Linked DNA regions of Homo sapiens: region 2 is linked to region 1. A link is a loop called in an ENCODE intact Hi-C map of the cell type or tissue named here. Cell type or tissue: CD14-positive monocyte. All regions are shown on one strand. Links, peaks and the distances in the headings refer to the core of each region. The heading gives the core; the rest is flanking DNA. Region 1 overlaps MEF2A (myocyte enhancer factor 2A). Region 2 overlaps LINC03080 (long intergenic non-protein coding RNA 3080).

Region 1 (10,278 bases), core at 1,849-6,848:
ATTATTTGTGTACTGTTCCAATAATGAAGTGTGATTTTTATCTTGCTAGTTCACACCTGTAATTCAAAACTCTTATTTGCTACTACCTCCTCCAACCAATAGTCCCTAAACCACTCCATCAGAAGTTAGCGGTTTCTTCTATAAACTCTCCCAGTATCTGATATTATTTCTATTTGCCACATATTTAGATCTCCTATGTAGGCTATATATTTTTAGTGAGTTTCCAGGACCTAACACAGTCTCTTGGGATATAGTATATATCTGAATCTGGACAAATAAATGACATCTCTTTTCTTCTGCAAAGATACAGTTTTTCTCCCTTTCATGAAGAAACATGAAACTTTTAAATCAGAATCAAATTCTAAAATCAATAAAGATACTCTTTTAGTTTGTGACAAATTGTTTCTGTGTCTAATTTAACCTGAAAAATAAACTGTCCAATTATTTCTTTTATGTCTTTTCTCCAATCTTTGCCAAAATTATCTGAGACAGAAATTCAGATAGTCCTTGCCCCATTTGGCAGCTAGGCAAGAAGCTGACACAGCAGCTAAGTCCAACGTAAGAACAGCCTCATTCTAGTTGCTTAGTGGCAGTATCTATCTTTTCAACAAGGTCATTTCCTCAACTCAGAAAGTTCCATTACCGTCACCTACACATTCCTAGCTGCTCTTTCTCTCTACAAATGTGAATCCCTTCCATAGGTAGGTCCAGTTTAGCTATGTCCAATTTAAACACGACTATCTATGGAATAATAAGGGCTCGAAAATTTTATGTGTCCTCCAGTTCTTTGCTTGTATGTTATTCCCCAATAAACCCTATTTTATATTTATACTGCATATATCCATGAAGCAGGTCCCTATGCCTCCTCTACACTTCATAATCCTCAGATTGTGAAGGGAAGATAATTTGCAGCCTTGCTTGGAATGATTCCTTTGGAATAATAGCATGGATAGTTTACCAATCTTCCCTATTGTACCAACCTTCATAATGAATCATACTGTGTGGGCCTTATGTCTTTGTTGAACAATCTTCATGAGTTGAAACCAGGGCCTCCTCTTTAATTCAGTCTATGGGCAACCCTCATCTCTCCCACCAACTTCCTTACAGGCTGCTCAGTTGAGTTTTATCTCCAATTATATCTATATTCCAGTGAATTACTACTCAGATTTGCAGAACACATCTTCAGTTTCGTTCTGTTCCTGGTAAACTTTCTGAAACCACTTGTTCTTGAAACTTCTCCTGATACGCAACTTTCCCAGAGATAGCATCTCTCCAGTAGTTCCTTTATAATATGCTATGAAATTATTTTTCCTTCTTTCTTCTGAACTAAGGAGTTGGTAAACTTTTTCTAAAAGTGTCAGAGAGTAAACATTTTACGCTTATGGACCATATAGTTTCTGGGGCAACTACTCAATTCTGTTGTTATAATGCGAAAGCAGCCATAGACAATATGTAAATGAATGAGCATGACAGTGCTCTAATAAAACTTTATTTACAATAACAGATGGCCAGCCCATGGACCATAGTTTGTTAAGCCAACATTAGACACTTAAAACTTCTGGCCTCTTCATATACCAGCATCATTATAATTACCTTGAATCTGTAAGGATTTACCCACACTGGTACCATAAAATAACTTCAATATATTTTATCAATTAAAACTGAGGTACATATATAAATTTAAAAATATTTGCAATAAGTATAAAAAATTCTCATTACATATTGGTTAACCAGAAAATTTAACTGACTAGAACACATTCACTGATAATTATAGTTAACTTAGCTAATTATAAAAACAGATGTGATAACTTAAAAATAATCAATATAAAAAAGACTAACAGTCAAATATATAATCAAATACATAGAAGACTAAATATCTTATGAGAAATCTATACAATGGATTGGTAATGGTGGGGATTGTGGTGATTTTACTTTTGAGTATCTATATTTTTGGTGACATATATCTATAATAAGGAAGTCTCTTTAAAGCAGATGATGAAAAGATACAATTTTATGATTGTTAGAATTTTTCATTTAGTCTGTAACTAAAAATATTTAGACTTAAAATTAAGTTTAAGAAAAACCCAACCATTCTGTCCTATGTTCTTTTTTTAAAAGAATATTCATATCAATTAAATAAATTAAAATTTTCATTTACCTGTCGGTTCCTTTCATCCATTATGCGTGTGATTTGTATTTTCTTCCGCCCCATTTTCAGTCAACTTTCCTTATTTCCTTATATTCCAAATATTTAATTCAAAAGTTAATTTTCTTCAATACCCTAATGCATCGTACACAGCTTCTGTTATTTCAGCTTCTAGTCCAAGGGCTACAGCTGAAATTTTCTACAAGATCTAAAAGAAAACACAAATTAGAAGATTTAAAATCTGTAAGTTTACAAATCATGTAAGTGTTATACAAATTTCAAATTTGCTTTTACACTGCACACAGCATTATTAGTTGAAATTTCTGGTTATACAAAATTAGTAAATAAGTTGAAGTCTTGTTAACTTTACCCCTAAAATACCTCTTGAATCTCTTTGTGTCTCTAGTTCTGGTTAAACTAATGCAACAATAATGTTTGAGGTTTTCTCAATGTATACAATAATAGCAACAAGAGCCAAGCCTTACTGAGATTCTTCTATGTACTAGACATTTTCCTAAGCATGGACATGTCTTAACTCATTCAATCCTAATAGCAATCTATAATTATTACCTCCATTTTATAAATAGAGACACTGAGACACAGAAAAATTAAGCAATACGCCCAAGGTCACGTAGTAAGGGGCAGAGCTTGGGGTTATAAACTCAGGGAATCTGGTTCCAGCACTTCTGTTCTTCACAACACAGAATATCCTTAAAAACTTCTGATGACCTCCATACCAAACAATGAACTAATCTGGATAGCCCCAATCTGTCTTTTCAAATTCTTGCAAATTGCCCTAGCCTCCAGCCAAATCACTATTTGTCAATTCACAAAGCCACTATATACTTTCGTAAAAATATGCATTTAAATGAAACATTCCTTTGGCCATTTAATGAACACCTCCTTATCAGTCAAGATTCAGTTTGCACTTCCAGATGAAGTGAAAATCAATTTCCCTTGGTAGAATAAACCACAGCACCTTCGTGTGTGTGTGTATAAATTTTAAGTCTGCTTTCCTTCAAGACTTAAAAAATCTTTCAAGCGTTTTTTATTCCATTTATTCTGTGTAGTAGGATGACTGGAAATGATATAGTTTGTCATGTTCTGAATGATGGCTGTGTCATTTTAAAAACCTAGTGCTTTCAGACTTACATAATAAAAATACGAGGAGATGGGGGCATGAATGCTATAATACAACAGTCATAATAATACATTCCCATGGGAATTTTATGCAAGTATTTTCAATACTGTACATGTGTATCAATAAAACTTCAATTGTACTGTGCAAATCCAGTGTGTGATTAAATCTGGCTTTTGCTCAAAAGCTATAAGCCTTTCGTTTCTTATCATTTCCAGCACTAACATCAGCACAGCATTTCTTATTTATCTTCCCTCATTATTTTATTTCTTCATTGATACAAACAGTAGTTGATCATCTATTAACTGATAACCTATTAATTGTTCACCTACTTCTAATAAATGTACTTCCAAACACTGAACTATGCACAGAGGATAACATGGTCAGAAAAAAAAAAAAGGATATGATTCCTAATCTAGCAGAGTTCAGAGTCTAGTAGAAGAAAAAGACATTAATCAAACCATAATGCAAATGAGTTTGCATAATTCCAAACTAGAAAGTTCATTTATCTGAATTAAATTTATGGTTCAGGAAAGGCTCCCCTGAGGATGTGTCTCATACTCAAACTCGAGTATGAGATATACATATTAGGCAGGGAGAACAACATGTACAAAAGCCCCATGACAAAAGGGAACAGGAAACATTAGAGGAACTGAAAGATGGCTAGTCACTCGTGGGGCCCAATCAAACAGGCTGTGTTGTAGAATATTTCTTTTAACAGATCACATTGTATCCAATTCCCAATATAAACACTTGTACTGTAGTAGGCAAGAGAAATATTAATACATTTTACTACAGAGACAGTATCGCTAAGGCATGCAAGATATTTTAATGGCTGTAAGATGGATACAGTGTACTACCTTATATCACCTAAAAAATTCTTAATTCCAGAACATATTTGGGCATTTTTTGCTTTTGACAATGGTGGAGTAGTTTGCTTCAAACCAACCTTCCTTTGAGAACAACTAGAAAAGAAAAACACAAGATAATCTGTTTTATACACTAGAGAACTTTCAAAACTAGAGAATCTGCAGGGCGGAGATCTGGAAGAAATAGGTGAGACCAGTCTCTGGACTCATCTGCCTGTAGATTCCAAAACTACTGCCCGAGAGACTGAGAAAGTTAACAGAGCTTTCAAGAGACCTGTGGGCGGACATACAAAACTTGGATTTAGGGTCTGCCAAGGAGGAGCAGCCCTGGCAAACACATCAGGCATAGGGACAGACTCCAAAGAACTATACTCTAGGTATAAAGGTGAACTAGCAACAGACTAGCCCACGCAGGAAGAGAAGCACAGCTTTAAATCATCTCAATCCCTCATTCGATTAAGGCAATCCGGGCCAACTACTCTTATTGGCCTAGCTGCATACCAGTAGCAAAAGTAATTCTCAGCAGAAAGATAACATCATCTAGAAATTCACATTTTTTCACGTTTCATATAAATGTCTGGAAATCAAAATATAACCGGTCAAAACCCAACTGAAACCAAGATTTTTAAAATGGCAATAGAAACAGATTCACAGTAGATCCAGATAATGGTGTTATCAGAAAAAAGTTTAAAACAAGTTAAATGTTCAAGGAATTAAAAAGTAAAATGAAGAATTTTCATAAACAAAAAGTGGAAAACATGAAATCAAAAAATACAATTTTGAAAAAGAAGTGATGGATGGTTTTAATAATACTTTAGACACAGCTGAAGAAAGAATCAACCCAGAAGACAGGAAACAATAAAACACCTAGACTGAAGCACAAAAAGAGAATGAGAAATATAGAAAAGAATGAGAAATTACAGCACATGGAAAACGGATACAAAGTACATGTAACTGGAGTCTCAGAGGGGAGGAGAAAACATATAGGCAAGAAAAAAATATCTGAAGACATAATAGCTAAGAACTTTCAAAACTGACCAATGAGACATCGAGCCACAGATTCAAGAAGCTCTATCAATCCTCAAGCAAAATAAATACAAAGAAAACCACACTTAGGAACATCAAAGGGGAGAGAGGGGGAGAAGGAAAGAAAGAGGGGAGGGAGAAGAGAGGGACGGGGGCAAGAGTGGGGGAGGGAGAAGGAGGTCCCCCACCCCCAAAGAGAGATTTTTTTTTTTTGAGACAGAGACTTGCTCTGTCACCCAGGCTGGAGTGCAGTGGCGTGATCTCGGCTCACTGCAACTTCCGCTTCCACGGTTCAAGCGATTCTCCTGCCTCAGCCTCCCAAGTAGCTGGGGCTACAGGCACGTGCCACCACGCCCGGCTAATTTTTTGTATTTTTAGTAGAGACAGGGTTTCACTGTGTTAGCCAGGATGGGATACAATGAAGTTTCTCTTCAAATAACATGATCAATCTTTTATTCTTTAACTCATAGTACCCCCACCCCGGCCTTTTTCCCTTTTTCTCCTTTTGCCTTTGTTAGATGCCCAGGCACGCCACAGTACCAGGCGTTATCAGTACCAGCTCACATTCCTTTCCTTATTTGGAAAGAGGACTAACTTTCTAGCTCATTACAGACACCCCTTCCCCTTTCCTCTCCGCTTTCTTTTACATGCCCACCTTATCTAAAAAAAAATCAAATGTTTAGCCAACCGGGATTAGTTTAGATTGTACGACCCGACCCCAGACAATGGGAAAAAGGTACAGGGGCAGGACTTGCGTCAGGAATAAAGGCTCTCGTGCCCCTTTGTTCAGGTGTGCTCTCATGGCGACTGGCCAATGAGGCACCCCTCTGTGCAGAAGTAAATTGCTTTGCTAAGAATCCTTTGTTCGAGTGTTCAATTTCCTTAGGATTTTGAGTGTTATTCCTAACACCAGGACGGTCTCGATCTCCTGACCTCATGATCCACCCGCCTCGGCCTCCCAAAGTGTTGGGATTACAGGCATGAGCCACCGCGTTCAGCCAGCCAGAGAGATCTTAAAAGCAGCCAGAAAAATTTAAAAAGATTAACTTCAAGAAGCAACAATAAGAGTTATAGCTAGCTGACTTTTCCCAAATAATAAAAGCCAGAAGACAGTGAAATGGTATCTTCAAAATGCTGGTGGGGAAATGCCAAACCAAAATTTTGTATCTGACAAAAAAAAAAAAAAAAATCCTTCTGAAATGAAGGCAAAATAGAGAGGCAACTTTAAGGCAAACAAACAGAGTCTGTTATCAGGAAATATTGAAGGGACTTTTCAAGTATAAAGAAAAAAGAACCCTATATACAGCTTGGATATGCACAAAAGATGAAGTGCAATGAACAGGGTTGAGAGGGTTCACTGAGTAACTCCAAAGGAATAAAGGAATACTGACTAAACAATAATACTTTGTGGGATTTCAAATGTTACAATACATAACAGTAATAGTACATAATAGGGGAGGATAGCAAAATGAAATAAAAGTGTCCTAAAATCCTTTCATTGATTAGGAAGTAGAAAAAATGCTCATTTACTTTAGACCTTAAAGTCAGGGATGCATGTGGTAATCTCTTGGGTAACTATGGCAAGAACAGTAAAAGCACAAACAGCTAAGAGGGGGAAAAATGGATTAATAAATAACCCAAAAGAAGGCAAGAAAGGAAAGACAAATAGAAAGCAAACAGAGATGACAGATTTAATCCAAATATGTAAGTAATTACATTAAATAGGATTAAACTAAACCTCAATTTTTAAAAGAAGATAATAGAAGTGGATTTTTAAAAATCCCAATTATATGATGATTACAGAGGACACATCTTAAATATGGGGATACAGAAAAAAAGTAAAAGCATAGTGAAAGACACACCATGTAAAACACAAACCAAAAGAAAGTTGTGTGGCTATCATAGTAAACTTGAATGCAGGAGGCAGACACTAGATACATATACATGGATTGCATGGATAGATATAGAAGGATACTTCAAAACAATAAAAGTTCAATTCACCAGGAAGACATATCAGTTCTAAATCTGAGTGTACCTAACAACACTTACAGTTAGGAATCTGCTCCTGAAAATCAGATATTCTGTGCAAAAACCATAACCAGAAATTTATTTCCCATTATTTCAAGTAGGGAAAAATTATAATACGTTACACATCAACCATAATCCCCAATCATTTCTCTTTTAAAATTCAGCACACAAAAAAATCCCCTTTTATAGTAAATTACCATGGCTAAGGGATGTAAAATGCTTACTACATGACTTCATATGCAGTTACTTTCTCACTGGCTTTTTTTCCTTCTCCACAATTTAACACTTCCTCAACTTTTTTGTGCATTCTACAAATCTAAGCAAAAATAAGGGCTAAATATGAAAGGCAATTAGAAAAATGTTTAGCACAAACACACATGGAAGACAATGGCTCAAAGGCTTCTAATATTGTAATGTCTAGCTTATTGCCAGCAACATCAGAGATGCACATTCCCTTTACATGCTTCAAAATGCCTAAATGTAATTCTAATATTCTACAAACTATACTTGGAATATAATTTGTGACTTTTCACATATACCAGTTTGTTAGACTACTGAGTTTTGTGATGTAAAAATACACTTTTCCTAAATAAACTTCAGCTAAGAAACAGGGTATGCCTATATATAAAGCCAACACCAAAAAAACTAAGTCAAGTCTACAATTATAGCAAGTCTTTTTTTTTTTTTTTTTTTTTTTTTTTTTTTGAGATAAAGTCTCACTCTGTCGCCCAGGCTGGAGTGCAGTGGCGTGATCTCGGCTCACTGAAACCTCTACCTCCTGGGTTCAAGTGATTCTCCTGCCTCAGCCTCCCGAGTACCTGGGACTATAGGCATCCATCATCATGTTCAGCTAATTTTTGTATTTTTAGTAGAGGCGGGGTTCACCATGTTGGCCAGGCTGATCTCAAACTCCCACTTTTTCACTGGCCCTAACCCACTTCGTGTTCCTTACTATCTTCCTTATCCAGTTACATATTCACACCCTCACCTCCTTTTGGCTCCAACCCCTTGCCTCCATTTTGTTGCAAAATCTGACCCCTGAAGACCAGCTTCCATGTAGCTAAATATGGCTAGGTGAAAAAAAATTAGCATGCCAATCAAGCCAATTAATCTCACTTTAAGTTCATGAAGGTCATGAACCTTAAACCTCAAATATTCCCTTCATATTACAATCTTCCATTTCCAGAAACCTTCCATTTCCCAATTCCTTGTTGATTATTTTATGCCATATTCTCTCTGCTTACATCTCCAACATGCATCAGTCATCTTCGCTTTCGGTTAGATGACTTTGCTTGTCTTGATCCTGAGAGAAATTTAAAATGTAGAAAATAATAAGCAAATCTATATTTGCAGAATTTCAGAAATTTCAACTTTATAAAGATGTTAATTCTCCCCAAATTCATGTACAGACTGAATGCAAACCCTATCAACATATCAGCGGGTTCTCTCTTATTGTATGTGGAAATTGATAAGCTGATTCTAAAATTCATTTGGAAATACAAAGGTTAAAGAATAGCCAAGAAAACCTTGAATGATAAAGCTAAAAGACACACATACTATATAAAGCCATAAAAATTAAGATGCTGTGATTTTCCCCCAAAGGAAAACTCAAAGCTAGCAGAAAGCAGGAAATAACAAATTTGAGAGCAGAGATAAATGAAATAGATAACAGAAAAACAACGGAAAAAAAAAATCAACGAAGCCAAAAGTTGATTCTTCAAAACGATTAACAAAATTGACAAACCTTTAGCTAGACTGACTAGGAAGAAAAAGAGAAGACTCAAAATTACTAAAATCAGAAATGAAAGTGGGGGCATTACAACTTACTCTATAGAAATAAATGAGACTGTAAGAGGGTACTTATAAACAGCTATATACCAACAACTGGGATAACCTAGATAAAATGGACAAATTCCTAGAAACACAAAAGGCTTCTAGAACTACCAAGACTGAATTGCAAAGAAACAAAAAAGAGCTGAATAGAGCAATAACTAGTAAGGAGATTGAATTGGTAATTAAAAACCTCCTGACAAAGAAAAGCTTTAGACTCAATGGCTTCATTGATGAATTCTACCAAACAATTAAAGAACTAACACCAATCCTCCTCAAACTCTTCCAAAAAACTGAAGAGGAACATCTTCTAACTCATTCTATGAGGTCCTATTGCCCTAATACCAAAATCAAAGATACAACAAGAAAACTATAGACCAATATACCCTATGAATAGACACGAAAACCCTCAATAAAATACTAGCAAACTGAATTCTACCGAATATTAAAAGGATTATAATGGTGATCAAGTGGGATTTATTCCTGCAACGCAAGGATGTTTCAACATACTAAAATCAATGTGACACACCACATAAGAGAATAAAGAGGGAAAAAAAACATGATCATCTAAATTAGTACTGAAAAAGGATTTGACAAAATACAACACCCTTTATGATAAAAACACTCAACCAAACTAGGAAAAGAAGGAAACTACTTCATCATAATAAATACTATATATAAAAATTCCACAGCTAACTTCATATTCAATGATCAAAGACTGAAAGCCTTTCCACTAAGATCAGGGATGAGATACGGATGACCACTTTCACCACTTCTATTCAACACTGTAATGGAAGCTCTAGCTAGAGCAATTAGACAAGAAAAAGAAATAAAGGCATCCAAATTAGAAAAAAAGGAGTATAAATATCTGTTTTAAGATGACATGATGTCTTTTGTCCCCTAGAATCCTTTCATGAGCAAGCATGATCTTACACGTAGAAAACTCTTAAAGATTCTACAAAAGAAATGGTAGAACTAATAAATTTAGTAAAGTAGCAAAATACAAAATCAACACACAAACCAGCTGCAATTCTATACATTAACAATGAACAATATGAAACAAGAAAATTCAATTTACAATGGAATCAAAGAGAATACAGATGCTACTTGACTTACGATGGGGTTAAATCCCTATAAACCCACCATAAATTGAAAATATCCTAAGTCAAAAATGCACTTAATACACCTAACGTACCAAACATCACAGCTTAGCCTATCCTATCTTAAACGTGCTCAGAACA
Region 2 (10,278 bases), core at 2,020-7,019, 210 kb after region 1:
GGCTCACTTCCAGGGGAGGCCTTTCCTGGAGGCCCCCATTCACTGCAATTCCTCAGCCTGGCTTGGAGTCATACCATCCCTCCTATCAAGAAACATTGCATCTGCAGCGATCCCCCAGAGTGAGTGGCTGGGGGGCTGCGGGAGGAGCAGGGGAGGTGCTGGAACACGTCAGGTCATCAGCAGTGTTGCTGAAAAGCTTGGCCAGGAAACCCAGATCAGCCACCAAGAACCTGAGGGCCAGCACATGGGAAGAAGAAAAATAAGGTGGTTTTTCTGGGATTTTTGGGAATATTTGGGCCTCGACCCTGCCAGGATAGGTTAGGTGGTGCAATGGTCACAAGCCCCAAGTCTTTGTGGCTGATAGCAACAGAAGCTTCTTTCTTGCCCACAGTAAGCATCCGTCGTGGTTGGCAGGAGACTGATCGTGGTCATCTATCCAGGACTGGGTTGACAGGAAGCCACCATCTTAGACTGTCAGCTTCCATTTCAGAGGGAAGGAGCCCTGTGGACGTTCTCACACCAGCATTCAGAAGCTCTTGCTGGGAAGTGTCACAAGTCACCTGTGCTCCCTGGCTAGGAGTAGTCCGTTGGCCACCCAAACACCTGGGGGCTGGCCAGGAAGGCAGTCACACAGGGGCCCACCATGGGTCTGCCCAGTTCTCAGGCACCAGACCACACCCAAGCAGGACCCCTCCTCCCCTGCTTCCCCCTCCTGTCCCCACCAAAGCCACATGGCAGGCAGATCACATGTCACAGAGCTCAGGGCCAGGCCTGCCCAGATCCTGAGGCTGGGCCACCCCTGAGAGCTTCCTATGTGAGATGTCCACTTTTTTACATTTAAATTTTACTTTTAAAATTCTAAATTGATAAATTACAGTTGTATGTATTTATGGGTACAAAGTGATGTGATGACTGATGAATACAACGTAGAAAATTAAATCAAGTAATTAACATATCCATCCCCTCACATACTCATCACTTGTTGTGGTAAGGACATTTGAAATTTACTCTCCTGGTGATTTTGGAATGTACAATACATTATTACTTACATATTTACCACACTGTGCAATGTATCTCAAAGAAAAGAAAACTTATGGTGCACACCTGTAATCCCAGCCTTACAGGAGGACAAGCGCAGGAGGATCCTTTGAGCCCAGGAGATTGAGACCAGCCCGCGCAACACAGCGAGACCCCATTTCCTAAAAACAAAAACAAAACATATATTGCTCCTGCCTAACTGAGACCCTGTGCCCTTTGACTGTCATCTCCTCACTCCCCTCACCAGCTCTCCCACAGCCTCTGGCACCATTCTGCTCTCTGCCTCTTTAAGTTTGATTGTTTTCCATCCCACATACAAGTGAGAACCTGCGGTATTTGTCTTTCTGTGCCTGGCTTATTTCACTCAGCATAATGTCCTCCAATTCCATCTATCTTGTCACAAATGACAGAACTTCTTTCTTTTTTACAGCTGAATAGTATACCACTGTGTGTATACACCATACTTTATCCATTCAACCGTTGTTGGATGATTAGGTTGATTCCGTAACTTTCGAATAGTGCTGCAGTGAGCATGGGCATGCAGACCACATGTCTGCTTTTGATCTTTTGAACAAGGACTCAGACCCCAGTGACTCACACATTTTCTTATTAAAAAAAAAGTATACGTATAAATTATATATGTGTACATATATGATATATACATATGTTATGTGACCATATCTATACACACATGTATATACACACATACAGCAAGGGTCTCCAAAGACTTCAAACTATATGTATGTATATATATAGATAGATGTGCACACCACTGCACCCGGCCAACTTTTGTGGTTTTTTTTTAGTACAGAGGGGGTTTCGCCATGTTGGCCAGGCTGGCCTCGAACTCCTGACCTCAGGTGATCTGCCCACCTCGGCCTCCCAAAGTGCTGGGATTACAGGCATGCACCACCACGCGCAGCCTAACTATCTATCTATATATATATATACGTATAGATAGATGGACAGATGTTCCTTGCAGCTTTCCTTTGGAGATGGCTTACAGCTCTGGAGAGAACCCGGGGTCCCAGCACCTTTGCCATTATAACCCATGAGACCTAAGGGTCAGCGAAGGGGCAAAGAGGTCCTGGAAACCATCTTGCATCAGTATAGTCCCTCATCAGAGGAATAAAGTGGAGCCTCAGGAGGTAAAGGACGGCTGGTGTCACCAGCTAGATCAGGGATGTGTTGACTCCCATTCCATCGGAGGGATCTGGGACCCTGCAAGTGACGCTGAGGCGTGGTCCTGCAGCATTCCCGGGTCCCCCTGGATTGCTGCACCGTGTCTCAGCCTGAACTGGACCACCTCTGCTCACACTGCATGCATGTTACTGCCTGTGACCGGAAGCACTCTAGTCGGGTTGCCCATCCCCTCACATACTCATCAGCTTTATTTCTTGCCACTTGCAAGAAAGTGAGAGCCCGAAGAGTAATGCCCAGGCAGTAAGAGAGGCGAAGCATCTGATAGAGCCTTCTTCCCACTTTTATCTAATCCGATCCATTTTCAGTAGCTTTTCTGCATAAGAGAGCCTCTTCACATGGACATCCATGCATCCACCCACGCGTCCACCCACGCGTCCACCCACGCGTCCACCCACGCGTCTACCCATGCGTCCACCCAGTCGTTCAAAACACATTTTCCTTTCCTTCTAGTTTACTGAGCACCTACTCTATGTCAGGTGCTATATTCACCAGCTTACAGTAGAATGATGACCAAGTGAAGATGTTGGCCCTAAGGAAAATAAGTGGCTGCTCTTTGATTCTTCCAGGGAGCAGATTTTGATTAGAGAAAGGAGTCCAAATAGTACAAGGCAGGAAAGACGGGAGGGGCACAGAACAGTGAGGTTGAGGCTGCAGAGAGTGGGGAGGTGGTTGCTAAAAGACTCTTCACTTACAATTCACGCAGCAAAACTGACCACCTGCCAAACTCCATCCGGGGAGAGGTCTGGGTGCAGAGACCCCCAAATAGCCTAGGCAGACAGGTGTGGGGCCACCCTCAGTGCAAGGCGAGGGCTTGTGGGGTCCTTCCAGAGGTTGCTGAAGGTGATGAGCTGCCATGAAAGATGGTAACGTCTTTCCCGTAGGCACAAGAGGAGAAAACAGTGCGTGGTGCATAGAGACCTTTGCAGTGCAGAAGGGGTTATTATTATTACAAGCCAGATGTGCCCCACTTGTTACTGAATCATCGGGTTGACTCTAAGTTTTAAAATCCAATTTCCAGGCCCTCTTCACCTGCCAGCTGGGCAACAGCAGTTACTCTCATTGGAGACCCTTTCCCTTCGCCACTTCCCAGGCTACTCCAGACTGAATGCATTCAGGGAGTCACCTCCCAGGTCAAAACCTGCTGTGATACCATCACCCTGCAGCACAGACCACAGTCCCAAGCCTCCCATTCTTGACTCTAACACCAGCCCAGCCTGACCTGCTGCAGGGTGTGGCCTGTGACCACATCTGTGCTCCGTCCACGCTGCTTCGTCCAGCCTCCCACGCCGATCCCCAGAGTAGCTCCCCGGGATGCTCTCTCCTCATCACTGCATCTGCCGCCCGCCCAGGCCCTCTGACTTTACCCTCCCGCAGGCCCCTCCCGTCTGAGGTGCTCTGGAATGCCTGTGGTGTGATTGTGCATGAACTTTTACGTGCCTGCGTCCATGCTCGAGAGCGGTCTTGCCTGAACCACCTTGTCTCAATAATCAGCATGAAACTCCTCAAAAGAAACAGAGAGGCCCCTCAGAACATCACGGAAAAGACGATGGCTCCAAAACAGCTAGATTCTAATCCCAGCTCTGCTGCGGGGCGCGGCCTCGGGCACACCTGTGCTCCGTGCATGTGACGTGACTCTCAAAAGCATCCATTTCCTCATCTGGAAAACGGGACAGTTCCTGGACTCTGCGCACCTGGAAGTGACCATGAGGGTCAAATGTTTCTCAAACTGCAAATGCTTTTCAGATGCTGGCGCCGTGACCAAAGACCTGGCTCTTACATCTGCTCTGTTTTCATGGGACACAGCCCTGGGTATACAGTAGGTGCTTAATGCAGGTGACCGTGAGGAAGGGCTGTGGCCCGTGGAGGGCAGGCAGGTGGGATTCAGCTGAGGTCCTCAAAGGCTGCACTATGGGAAAGGCTGAGCGGCAGGAAAGGGACAGACAGGCCCTCCTCCTGGGGCCCAGGGCTGGGAACCAGAGCCCCTCCTTTGGCCACTCTGAGGTGGAAGAACAAGGAGCACATAGGAGGAGTGGCCCAGGCTCTCCACCTGAGGACATTCGGAGGACCTAGAAGCACTGGCAGAGCCTGAACGTGGCACCGTAGCCTCCTGCTGGCTGGAGATGTGTCTGGGCGGTGTGTCTTGGCATGGAATCCACAGCCAGCTAGCCTGAGGCGGGGATGGGGCCAGGACCCCCGGCTGTACAGACGGAGAGCCAGAGGCGGTTGCAGGTTCCCAACCGACAGCGGAGCTGATGAGTGGCGGGGCTTTCATTTGTTGACAGGAGATGCATGTCTGAGGCCAGAGCCAACTTCTTCCAGGGAGCGGCTTCCTTCCTCCTCAAAGGACACAGGGGACACAGATGTCCAGGAGGCTGTTTAGAGAGGGCCCGAGTGGTGAGCTGTGCAGGGGTCCTCACGCCCCGGCCCCGTCTTGGATATGGGGCTGGAGACTTAGGAAGTGAGTGCTGGGTCCTGGGGTTCCCTCATCCGCCTTCAGGAAGATGTGAAGGGGCTTCCTGCGGCCTTTGGCAGCATTCATCCCAAACCCCAAAGCCTCCTTCCCCTGGCTCCGTGGCAGGAGCAGTTGCATTCTCCTGTCTGAGAGGGGCCACCTCCTTCCCACCTTGCCCTCTAAGTTGGCTCAGGCTGCGCAGGGCTCAGGCTGAGGTCCAGACCCTCATGCCAGCTTGGTGCTTGGCCAGAGCTGCAAAATTGGAGCTGGGCTGCCAGGGGGAGGGCACCGCTGAGGCCTTCTAGGCCCAGACGGGCTGAGAGAGCCCCCGCCCCCCACCCCAGCCTCACCCTCCACCCGAGGCCCCTGTCATGGGTGTGGGTGACTCAGAGGAAGTTCTGGTTTCTGTCAGATTTTGAGGCTGAGGCAACCTGATCCTGAAACAATGACAAGCCTCAGAACGGTCCTTCCCACTCCCTCAGAGGAGCGTTTCAGGCCTGGCCAATAACACAGCAGAACGGAAAATGACTTTGGGAAGGAAAGGTCAGGCGGCTAGGCCTCCCATGGAAGGCAGCAGGCGGTTGCTCAGGTCAGAGGGCCAAGTGGCGCGGTCTGTGGGCACCGGCAGCTGGCAGTGACCCTGCAGATCAACCTGGGCCCGGGCTGCAGACACCAAGCAGGGGCACCTGCCTGGCCTGGCTGCCTCATGTGGCCCCCACAGCCTTTGTCAGGACACCTCAGGACAGTGGCCTGGCCTCTAGGCCAGTGGGCCAGCTCGGGGTGCTAAAGCCTAATTTGCCTGGAGCCCCGGGCCACTCATAGATTCAGGAGGAAGAGGTGGGGTAGAGGTGGCAGAGGGAGAGCAGAGCCTGGCACACAGCATTTGGCACCATAACTGAGGCAGCTGCTTTCCTTAAGGAGCTGCCACTGACAGGATCAGCACTTACAGAGCCCCTGCTGTATGCCAGGAAGTACATTTATTATTGCTTCTTGTCACATTGGCCCTGCCAGGTATGTACCCCAAACATTAGCCTCATTTCACAGATAAGAAAATTGAGGCTTCCGTGATTAAGCAGAGGCTGTGATGTCCCATCCAGAGCCCCAGCCACCCAGCTCTCCTGCAGGACAGGAGATACCTACTAGCCTGCTTCTCGATTATTCTTTTCTTCCCTGCCACCTTGGGAATATCCCTCCCACTTGCAAGCACAGGTCGGCTATGCCAGGGGAGTCTGTGCCCCAGGGCCCCTTCATCCATGGGGATGGGAGTCTGTAGAAATGCTCACCTCCGCCCTCTCCAGTGGGGACATTGGAGGCCTGTGTCCCACAGTCTCCCTGAGGGCCCAGTGGGTTGAGCCCATTGCCCGCAGTGGAAACCCCTCATTCATGGACCTGTCTCCCTCCCCTGCCTCCCCCTCCACCTCCACCCCTGCCCTGCCCTTCCTCGGATCACTTCATGCACCCAAGTCCTCATTGCAGTCTGCTTGAGGGGGATCCCACATGTAGCCATGCCCCTTCCAGGCAGAGAGAAGCAGCACAGGCCCCTGGCTGAGTGTGCCACGGCGGGTGCAGCAGGAGTGCAAACGCAGAGTTCAACTCGGCATCCAGCTGGAACCCATGTTAACTTGCGTTTGACCAGCGTAAGAGAGACAAGAAGATGAGTAGAACTGTAGCAGTCAAAATGCTTCAGCTGCAGGTAATAGGAAGTCCAGCTCAAACCGGTTTAAGCGGAGGCCAGGGGCTGCAGGGTGGGCATCTCCCATGGCACCTGCTCTGGTCCCTCAGTCCCCCTGAGTGGTGCACACTTCCCTCCACAAGGTGTGTTGCCGGGTGGCCACGGCTGTCCTGGGCTCGCATTTGCTCATGACAGTGTCTGGAGAGCTCCGCCTTTGAGGGCTCTTCCTGGGGCCTCTAACGAGAGAGGACTGGGGGGACCACGACAAAAAATATCTGGGTTCTTGAGACAGCAGAAAAGGTGGTGGAAGCTGGGTGAGTAGCCAGACAGTATCTACTAGAATTTTTTTTTCTCCAATTTAAGTTTCTCCCTGGTGAGTTCTTAACCCGCCGCTGACTGGCCAATGCTAGCAGACGGACACAGGGAACAAACAAGTGGCATATTAATCTTCATGGAAAAGCCTAGAAACGGGCAGTCCTTTCACAGCAGTTCTGTGTCTACAGTGAACACATGGGCTGTGTTTAACTGTGTAAACACAATAAAGTTGTGTTATGGAAGTGAACTTGTTCCTGACTGGCAGATGGATTTAAATGTAAGAGTGGTCCATGGGCCCCTCCACGGAGCTGATGCTGCCCCAGCATCCTTCCTATGGCCCTTCAGCCTCTGGCTATTGGTCTTCCTGTATCCATGCACGGCTGAGCTGGAGGCCAACACAGGAGCAGCCATTCCAGGCAGGTCTGGGCAGGGGTCCCTGGCGTGTAGCTCTGGAGGGAGTGGGGCTGTGTAAGCTCAGCGTCTTGTCTCCCTCACTGAAAATACAGGACACAATGGAACAGAATAGAGAGCCCAGAAATAAGGCTGAACACCTACAACCATCTGATCTTCAACAAAGCTGACAAAAACAAGCAATGGGGAAAGGACTTCCTTTCAATAAATGGTGCTGGGATAGCTGGCTAGCCATATGCAGAAAATTGAAACTGGACCCCTACCTTACACCATATACAAAAATCAACTCTAGATGAAGTAAAGACTTAAAGGGAAAATCTAAAACTATAAACACCCTGGAAGACACCTTAGTAAATACCATTCTGGACATAGAACTTGGAAATATTTCATGATAAAGATGCCAAAGCAATTGCAACAAAAACAAAAATTGACAAATGGAATCTAATAAAACTAAAGCACTTCTGCACAGCAAATCAACAGAATAAACAGACAACCTAAGAGTAGGAGAAGATATTTGCAAACTATGCATCTGACAAAGATCTAATATCCAGCATCTATAAGGAACTTAAACAAATGTACAAGCAAAAAACAACCCCATTCAGAAGTGGGCAAAAGACATAAACAGACACTTCTCAAAAGAAGACATACATGCGGCCAAAAAGCATATGAAAAAATGCTGAATATCACTAAGCATTAGAGAAATGCAAATCAAAACCACAATGAGATACCATTGCACACCAATCAAAATGCCTATTTTTTTTTTTTTTTTTTTTGAGACTGAGTTTCGCTCTTTTGCCTGGACTGGAGTGCAGCAGCGCAATCTCCACTCACTGCAACCTCTGCCTTCCAGTTTCAAGGGATTCTCCTGCCTCAGCCTCCCAAGTAGCTGGGATTACAGGCGCCCACCACCACGCCTGGCTAATTTTTGTATTTTTAGTAGAGACGGGGTTTCACCACGTTGGCCAGCCTGCTCTTGAACTCCTGGCCTCGTGATCCACCTCAGCCTCCCAAAGTGCTGGGATTACAGGTGTAAGCCACTGTGCCCAGCCTGCAGAATGACTATTATTTAAAAGACAAAAAAAAAAAAACAAACCCTGGTGAGGTTGTGGAGAATAGGAAACACTTATACACTGTTCATGGGAGTATAAATTATCTCAGCCATTGTGGAAAGCAGTGTGGTGATTCCTCAAAGAACAGAACTACCATTCAACCCAGCAATCCTATTTCTGGGTATATACCCCAAAGAATATAAATTGTTCTATCATAAAGACACATGAACACATACGTTAATTGCAGCACTATTCACAATAGCAAAGATATGGAACCAACCTAAATGCCCATCAACAGTAGACTGGATAAAGAAAATGTGTTACATATACACCAGGGAATACTATGCAGCCATAAAAAAGAATGAGATCATGTCCTTTGTGGGAATGTGGATGGAACTGGAGCCCATTATCCTTAGCAGAGTAATGCAGGAGACCCAAATACCACATGTATGTTCTCACTTATAAATGGGAGCTAAATGATAACACATGGACACACCAAGAGGGGAACAACACACACTGGGGCCTCCTTGAGAGTGGAGAGTGGGAGGAGGGAAAGGAGCAGAAAAACTACCTGTCTGAACTGTGCTTATCACCTGAGTGACAAAGCAGTCTTTACAGCAACCTCCCGTGACACACAGTTTATCTATATAACAAATCTACATATGTACCCTTGAACCTAAAATAAAAGTTCAAAAAAAAAAAAAAGAAAATGGAAAACACAGGACACTGTCCCTCTCCCTCCCCCAGTCAACCCAAGCTGAGATTTTTCAAGGCCTCTACACCTCTTTTAAATAATTCCCAGATGATTGAATTCCCAGATTGAAGCAAATGCTCCCAAACAGTGGAGCAACTCGGCCCTGGGGTCTTAAGCCCCCACCTTCCCCAAGAAACGAGACTGGCCTCCTCCTTTTTGCAGGGCAGTGTGGAGCAGTGGAGGAGCAGAGGCAGTGGGCTCCACTCGCAGCTGTGTGGCCTTGAGCAATGGCATCTGCCATTGCTGAGGCTTGAGTAGGTAAACAAAGCTGCCGGGAAGCTCAAACTGGGTGGAGCCCACCGCAGCTCAAAGAGGCCTGCCGACCTCTGTAGACTCCACCTCTGGGGGCAGGGCATAGCTGAACAAAAGGCAGCAGAAACTTCTGCAGACTTAAACATCCCTGTCTGACAGCTTTGAAGAGATTAGTGGTTCTCCCAGCAATCCCCAATTCAACAAGAAGAGCTAACTATCCTAAATATATATGCACCCAATACAGGAGCACCCAAATTCATACCCTTAGAGACCTACAAAGAGACTTAGACTCCCACACAATAATAACGGGAGACTTTAACACCCTACTGTCAACATTAGATAGATCAACAAGACAGAAAGTTAACCAGCATATTGAACTCAGCTCTGCACCAAGCGGACCTAATAGACATCTACAGAACTCTCCACCCCAAATCAACAGAATATACATTCTTCTCAGCACCACATCACACTTATTCCTAAATTGACCACATAGTTGGAAGTAAAGCATTCCTCAGCAAATGTAAAAGAAGAGAAATTATAACAAACTGTCTCTCAGACCACAGTGCAATCAAACTAGGACTCAAGATTAAGAAACTCACTTAAAACTGCTCAACTACATGGAAACTGAAAAATATGCTCCTGAATGACTACTGGGTACATAACGAAATGAAGGCAGAAATAAAGATGTTCTTTGAAACCAATGGGAACCAAGACACAACATACCAGAATCTCTGGGACACATTTAAAGCAGTGTGTAGAGGGAAATGTATAGCATTAAATGCCCACAAGAGAAAGCAGGAAAGATCTAAAATTGACACCATAACATCACAATTAAAAGAACTAGAGAAGCAAGAGCAAACACATTCAAAAGCTAGCAGAAGGCAAGAAATAACTAAGATCAGATCAGAACTGAAGGAGATAGAGACACAAAAAACCCTTCAAAAAATCAATGAATCCAGGAGCTGGTTTTTTGAAAGGATCAACAAAATTGATAGACCACTAGCAAGACTAATAAAGAAGAAAAGAGAGAAGAATCAAATGGACGCAATAAAAAATGATAAAGGGGATATCACCACCGATCCCACAGAAATACAAACTACCATCAGAGAATACTACAAACACCTCTACGCAA

Evidence for each region. Peaks named below come from ENCODE experiments on the same cell type or tissue, not always from the same donor. Only the 100,000 strongest peaks of a DNase experiment are listed, where the experiment ranks them.
Region 2: a loop joins it to region 1, with 4 times the contacts of the local background. A loop is called at or near these places in 1 of 110 quality-filtered maps.

Annotation. Positions count from the first base shown.
Region 1 is chr15:99,625,054-99,635,331 of GRCh38, reverse strand. It overlaps MEF2A (myocyte enhancer factor 2A), which reads right to left. Exons shown (of 12, transcript NM_001319206.4): 3 at 2,159-2,354. The coding sequence starts at 2,212. Among named protein-coding and RNA genes, the nearest start is that of MEF2A, 64 kb to the right of the region's middle. RefSeq lists an enhancer at 5,651-6,301. In CD14-positive monocyte, for the core only: no CTCF peak of the experiment used is centred there; a DNase peak (open chromatin) is centred at 3,921; H3K4me3 peaks cover 2,181 bases; H3K27ac peaks cover 3,931 bases.
Region 2 is chr15:99,420,184-99,430,461 of GRCh38, reverse strand. LINC03080 (long intergenic non-protein coding RNA 3080) reads left to right here. Exons shown (of 2, transcript XR_007064775.1): 2 at 1-955. Among named protein-coding and RNA genes, the nearest start is that of LINC03080, 9.9 kb to the left of the region's middle. RefSeq lists a silencer at 5,054-5,113. In CD14-positive monocyte, for the core only: no CTCF peak of the experiment used is centred there; a DNase peak (open chromatin) is centred at 5,101; H3K4me3 peaks cover 1,102 bases; H3K27ac peaks cover 1,854 bases.